Regions from separate parts of the Homo sapiens genome. Here region 2 is linked to region 1. Evidence: chromatin contacts called from ENCODE Hi-C or POLR2A ChIA-PET data. All regions are on one chromosome and are shown on one strand. The core of a region is the stretch at or near the end of the contact, and the rest is flanking DNA. Distances in the headings are between cores, read along the strand shown.

The links. A loop is a pair of places that touch in the nucleus more often than their neighbours do. ChIA-PET counts read pairs that join two places held with the same protein, here RNA polymerase II (POLR2A). Pooled maps may share reads with other maps.
Region 2: a map of naive thymus-derived CD4-positive, alpha-beta T cell shows a loop between it and region 1 (10-fold over the local background). The contact joins the promoter of SLC35E4 here to the promoter of SELENOM in region 1. A Hi-C loop is called at or near these places in 1 of 168 maps with a recorded cell type or tissue (naive thymus-derived CD4-positive, alpha-beta T cell) and 14 of 50 pooled maps. POLR2A ChIA-PET finds 5 or more read pairs at or near these places in 3 of 52 experiments (AG04450, CD4-positive, alpha-beta memory T cell and WTC11).

The regions. Positions count from the first base shown.
Region 1 is chr22:31,106,042-31,109,105 of GRCh38, reverse strand. SELENOM (selenoprotein M) reads left to right here and starts at 1,538. Exons shown (of 5, transcript NM_080430.4): 1 at 1,538-1,729. The coding sequence starts at 1,601. LOC105372995 (a long non-coding RNA gene) reads left to right here. Exons shown (of 3, transcript XR_938163.3): 2 at 1,003-1,035; 3 at 1,220-1,470. It overlaps LOC124905100 (a long non-coding RNA gene), which reads right to left and starts at 1,224. Exons shown (of 2, transcript XR_007068063.1): 1 at 998-1,224. RefSeq lists an enhancer at 2,082-2,854.
Region 2 is chr22:30,634,228-30,637,291 of GRCh38, reverse strand. SLC35E4 (solute carrier family 35 member E4) reads right to left here and starts at 1,511. Exons shown (of 2, transcript NM_001001479.4): 1 at 223-1,511. The coding sequence starts at 841. RefSeq lists a silencer at 1,304-1,753 and an enhancer at 2,085-2,789.

The DNA.
Region 1 (3,064 bases), core at 289-2,788:
AAAAACAAACAAACAAAAAAACAAAAAAAAATGGGCCAGGCGCAGTGGCTCACACCTGTTATCCCAGCACTTTGGGAGGCTGAGACGGGCGGATCATGAGATCAGGAGATCAAGAACATCCTGGCTAACACAGTGAAACCCCATCTCTACTAAAAATACAAAAAAATTAGCTGGGCGTGGTGGCGCGTGCCTGTAGTCCCAGCTACTCGGGAGGCTGAGGCAGGAGAATTGCTTGAACCCGGGAGGCGGAGGTTGCAGTGAGCCGAGATCAGGCCACTGAACTCCAGCCTGGGCAACAGAGCGAGACTCCGTCTCAAAAAAAAAAAGAAAGAAAGAAAGAACAAAGCTAGAGGACCAACACACAACCAGATGTCAAGTCTGACTATAAAGCTATAGTTAATAAGACAGCGTAGTTAGACAAACCCACTGAAGGACTAGAATAGGGTATGATATTCAGAAGTAGACTCCCATATATTTATATGGTTACCTATTTATTTATTTATTTATTTTTGAGACAGTCTCTGTCGCCCAGGCTGGAGTGCAGTGGTAGGATGTCGGCTCATTGCAAACTCTGCCTCCCAGGTTGAAGTGATTCTCCTGCCTCAGCCTCCCAAGTAGCTAGGATTACAGGCGCCCACACCACGCCCAGCTAATTTTTGTATTTTTAGTAGCGATGGGGTTTCACCATGTTGGCCAGGCTGGCCTCGAACTTCTGACCTCAAGTGATCTACCCACCTCGGCCTCCCAAAGTGCTGGGATTACAGGTGTGAGCCACCACGCCCGGCCGTGGTTGCCTATTTATATATAACAGAGGTAACGCGGCAGAGTAGCAATGAAAAAGACAAGATTTTTAATTGAATTGGATAGCCACATTAAAAAAAAAAGTAAATCCTGACTCCATAAATTTAACCCAGCTGATTTAAGACCCTGTTGTGGCCTATCAGCTGTAACCCTCCTTGCATTTTCCCACCTTTGAATAGCAAATTCCTTTCCTCACCCCAGGTCAGAAAGTCTGCTCAGCAGTAGCTGTGGATGGTAAGAAGACACGCTGGTAGGTCTCAGTGGCTCCCAGAAGCCGCACCCCCTCCACCGAACCTCACTCCTCATCTCCCACGCTCCAAAGCGAGGAGTCCTCAGAAAGCCAGTTTCCCTTATTTATTCTTCTTTCTTTCTTTCCTTTTTTTTTCTTGGATGTCCTACCAGTTTCCCTATCTTAAAGTCGCAGGTTCGGCTCAGAAACTCCAGTGTCCCTCAGCGTCTCGCCGGCACCCTCTGCCGGCGTGAGGTGGCGCTGCCTGGCCGCATCCTGGGGGAGCGTCCACATCCTCGGTCGACAAAAGGAGCGTCGACACTCTCGGACCTGGGAAAGTGACGGCCCAAACGCCAGGGAGGAGCCAGGACCTCGCCCTGAGCTAGCGGGAGGTAACGGCGGGGAGTCCTGGGGCGGAGACCGAGCGCTGGGGGCGTGGTCTCCAGCGGGACTGGGCCTCTAGCGGGAGTGGGGGCGGGGGCGGGGGCGGGGCCAGCCTGGGGGCCCAGACGTGGCGCAGCGACTCGGAGGTTCGCCTCCAGCTTGCGCATCATCTGCGGCCGGGTCCCGATGAGCCTCCTGTTGCCTCCGCTGGCGCTGCTGCTGCTTCTCGCGGCGCTTGTGGCCCCAGCCACAGCCGCCACTGCCTACCGGCCGGACTGGAACCGTCTGAGCGGCCTAACCCGCGCCCGGGTAGAGGTGAGTACGCCGGCCTCCAGCCCCGGCACTATCGTTCCCCAACCCTGCGGCCCCATGGGAGCACCGTCCGTCCCGGCCCCAAGACCACCTCGAACCGCGAGTCTCCCTGCTTTCCCCCTGGCGCCGGGACCATCCCTCCTGTTCCCTAGCCCCAGATGGCCCCAGCATCCACCGTGGAAGCCTGAGACACCGACTTTGGGGCCTGGAACTCCGAACCCTTCCCCAGCTCCCCCTACCCGGTCCGACAGCGGACACCCAGACACACTGACGCAGTCTCCTAACTCTTCTCGTGGCCTATGACTCCCAATCCTGTCCCAACTTCCCATCCCCCATCACTTCATGTTTTCCTGGAATTCCCCCCCGACCCGGTTCCAGGGCTGGAGGCTCCAGAAAGTCTCTTTTCCTTCTCCTGGGGGGAAAGAAGACTTTCTGGGTGCCTCCTCCCATATGCAGGATCCGGGGAAGGGGGCCAACTCGGAGGGGCAACCGAGTTGGGAACTTGGTTGCCAACATTTACTCTGCAGCAGCCTCCCATCCTCCCCCAACCAGGAAATTCCCGTTCGGAGTCCCTGTCTTGCTATGTGACTTTGACCATCACAGCCCGCCTCTGAGCTTTTTGTCAGCTCTGTCTGACAAAAGGGTGTAGAATGGTTGGGTGCCGGTGGTGCACGCCTGTAATCCCAGCACTTTGGGAGGCCAAGGCAGGAGGATTGCTTGAGCCCAGGAGTTCAAGACCAGCTTGGGGGACATAGTGAGACCCTGTCTCTAAGAAAAGGGCTGAGGGTAGGATGGAGGAGGGCTGGAGTGGGTGGTCCTGGGGTCTAGACTCCTGCTGGATGGTGGCATCTCCTCAGGGAAGGCAGGGAGGAGCCCTCCCATCCTCCCATGTCAGGGAAGCAACCACATGGTCTGTGGGGCTGGGCCGCAGGTGGCAGGCAGGGTGAGGTCTGCCTGTGTAGAGTAGGGACCAGATGGTAGGTGTCTCCAATGGGGGCCCCCAGGGCCATTCTGAGGTGTTTCCTTCTGCTCTGCCTCCACTGTGAGATTTCAGGGATCAAAGGCCAAGCCCAGGTCTCTACTGCTTAAGAGGAGCAGGGTGATCATTTCCCCTGGGCATTGGGAGTCAGTCCACAGCCAGTAGGATGTACAGGCCCCAAGGCTGGCAGGCACACTGTGGGTCTCTGGCCTTGCTCTTTTCCCCTGGTGTCTCTAGGCCTGAGTCTCCCCACCTGTATACACAGTTCCCCCTTCTGCCCACAAGGGTCCAGCATTTCCTTCAGACCTTGGGAACTGCTGATCCGGGGATAACTCACAGCCCGACCCAACTCAGGGATA
Region 2 (3,064 bases), core at 262-2,761, 470 kb after region 1:
ATAAACAAATAAACACGAGTTGGGCCTCCAGAGCCTGAGTCTGGGGCCTGGAACTCACTGAACTGTTGGCCCTCTCTGAGCCTCAGTTCTGCTTCCTCCACAGCCATGAACCTCAGTTTCCTCATTTGTAAAATGGGACAACAGCCATACCCCTCACAGGGCCATCCAGGCCATGCACCCACCCGGACCCCCACCTTCTCAATTGGCCACCCAGGCACTTACTTTGCTGAACCGACTTGAGTCCGCGGAGGCAGGTGGCTGCGAGCAGGAAGCCACAGCCGGTAGGGGGTGTCCGGAACTCTCCAGCCAGGCTGCAGGCGGCCCCCAGGCAGAGCGGACCCATGGCGGCCAACTGAAGTGGGTGGTGGCGGCGGCCCAGCAGCAGCGCCGACAGGGCCAGGGTGAACAGAGGTGTGGTGGTAGTAACCAGTTGTGCCAGGTCCAGGGGCACAGCCCTTAGGCCCACGTTGCCGCAGGCCATGGACGTGCCAAAGGTGAGACTGAGCAGTAGGACTCGGCAGCGAGTGCCGCCTGGCATGGGGCGCCGTGCCCCCCGGTGGCATGCCAGGGCTGCCACCAGCATGTGCAGGGCCGACAGCAGCAGGGGCCGCCCAAAGCCGTGCACTGTGAAGATCCACTTGTTGAGGCTTGACATGCTGGCTCCCGCCAGCAGCCACACCAGTGCTGCCATGGCCACTCGGGCCCGGCCAGGCTGCCGGAGGGCCTGAGGGCTGCCAGGGGGCCACTCGGGGGGCCCAGCCGCCTGAGCACCACCAGCTGCTGCTCCTACTTCGGCTGAGGTCATCCTGCCATCATGGTGCTCCGGCGGGCAGCGGCACATCCGCACCAGTGAGGCTAGGGCAGGAGGCGGGCTCCCCAGTGACGACCTCTGGGCCACCAGAGAGTTCCGCTTGGGGCCAGGCTAGATCCTGGTTCCTCCGACCCCGTGTCCCGTTTCAGACAGGTGAGGACACTGCTTACTTGTGCCAGGCCTGTGCCAGCGATGTCTAGAAGCTAAGCTGTGTTTCCAGCTCAGACAGGGCAGAGCCAAGGTCGCGGCTGCTAGGATGCCAGGGTCTCCGATGCTCAAGCGTGGGCTCCAGGCACCTCTGCCCCGTGCCAGGTGGTCTCCACTTTCCTCCTCGCCTAGTGCCCACGTTATGCTTTTAGATGAAATCCTCGTTCCTTTTTTCTCTTCAGTCCCCAGGTCATTAGGGTGCGCGCAGATCCAGACCCTGGGAACTCCTGCGTGCTCTGGCCGTGACCAGGCCTGGCAGGGGGGCGATCTGGGCTCCGCGCCTGGCGGTGCCCGGCCCGGGGGGTCGCGGGCTCGCTGCCTCCCACAGCGCCCGGGCAGTGAGCTGACACCACGGCCCGTCCTCCGGCCGGTGCCTGGCGGCGAGCTAGGCGCGGATCCAGCAGGGCCTGCGCTCCAACTCCTGCTCTCTGAGGCTTTGGCTGCGGCTCTGGCTGCGGCTGTGACTCCGGCTGCGGCTCCTGCTGCGACTCACGCCCGGCTCCAGCTCAGGCCCGGCACGGCGGGCGCGGCGGTGCGCTCTTGACTCCGCCTCCGCCTCTGCCTCCCCCGCCGCCGCCCGCTCCCTACACGGAAAATTGGGCTGAGCACCCCAGCCAAGCCCCGCCCCAGGCCAAGCCCCGCCCCCGGACCGGGAGGGCGGTCTTGCCCCGCCCCAACGCCTCCCGCTCACAGCCCCTCCCCCATCGGCCTGGCATTTCCCCCATCAGCCCTCCTCCGCCCGGGGCCTGCGCATCTGCCCAGTAGACCCCCCCACGAGCTGGCGTGGTCAGCCTCTCTTCGCCGCCAGGGGGGACCAAGTCGCTCCCCACCCAGCGCCAAGGCGAGCCCTCCATGGAGATGAACGCGCATTGCTGGAGACACTGGGGTATCCCGCACAGCCGCCCAGGCTATCTTCAAGAAGCAGGGTAGTGAGGAGGGGCCCACAGCCCCCATCCTAGGACCAGTCTTACGCCCACCTGATCTCTGGCCACAATTATCTCGTGGGACCTCAGCATCCAGCAGAGCTGGATTACGGGGTCCCTTAAGGCACCTCCATCGCCCCTCCGTAGCCCCAGCATCCTCCCCAGCCTCCCAGTCCAGGGCGGCGCCCCCTGGGGACCCTCAGAGGGAAGCTGAATCACCAGGCAGGGATACCCACAGCTGCGGAAGTAGGTACCGCCGGCCGGCATCCTTCCCCGGCCAGCAGCCTCTGTCCGGTCCCCTGAGCACTCGAAGCTGACTCATAGCAGAACTTCCTGGGGTCCACCCTGTGCCCCAGCCCCGGCAAGACAGAGCCCTGGGCTGGGAGGCAGAGCGGTTGCCACTGAGCCCTTGTTCCTGTCTGGGTCTCGGTTTTCCCACCAGAACGACAGACGCTCTCTGAGGTCAGGATTGGGTAAACGGCGCGCCCCAGGGCAGAAGAGGTCCATCCAGATTCCAGGCTAGGCCAGGCCCTGGCCCCTCTGAGCTCTGAAGTCCGGGAGCACGAGGACCAAGGCCCAGCCATGTGCCCAGTATCAGATGTGAGCCTCTTTCCTGTTGTCGGTCTTCCTACTAGGCTCCTGCCCAAGAGGACCCAGCTCACCCCTTGCCTGTTGTCTAACCAGCAAATCCTTGATGACAGCAACCTGTCTTGAGACACAAGATCTCAAAGGGGTACCGCTGAACCCAGCCCGCTGCGCCCTCTGGTGGCCAGGCGCTGAATATAGCCCTCAATCCCCATCCCAATCACAGGACGCGGGTTTAAAATCCCCAGCCTCAAAGGAGGCCTGCTGAATCAGAGGCTCTCTGTCACGGGTGGGCCTGGGAATTTACATGGTCACATTTGCCTCTGTAAGTCCGACGCCCGCTGGAGCCTGCAGATCTCTGCTGAATAGCCTAAGCTACAGCGCAGGGGGTGCAGATAGGGAAATTTCCAGGCCAAGGACCAAAAAATGGTGGCATTTAGTGTTTCTCCAGAAAGGGTTGTGGAAAGGAAACTAAGCCAGCCAAAGCGGATGGCCCCTCTCCCGCACCCCCTTGCCATTTCCTGAGGAAGAGAAATCT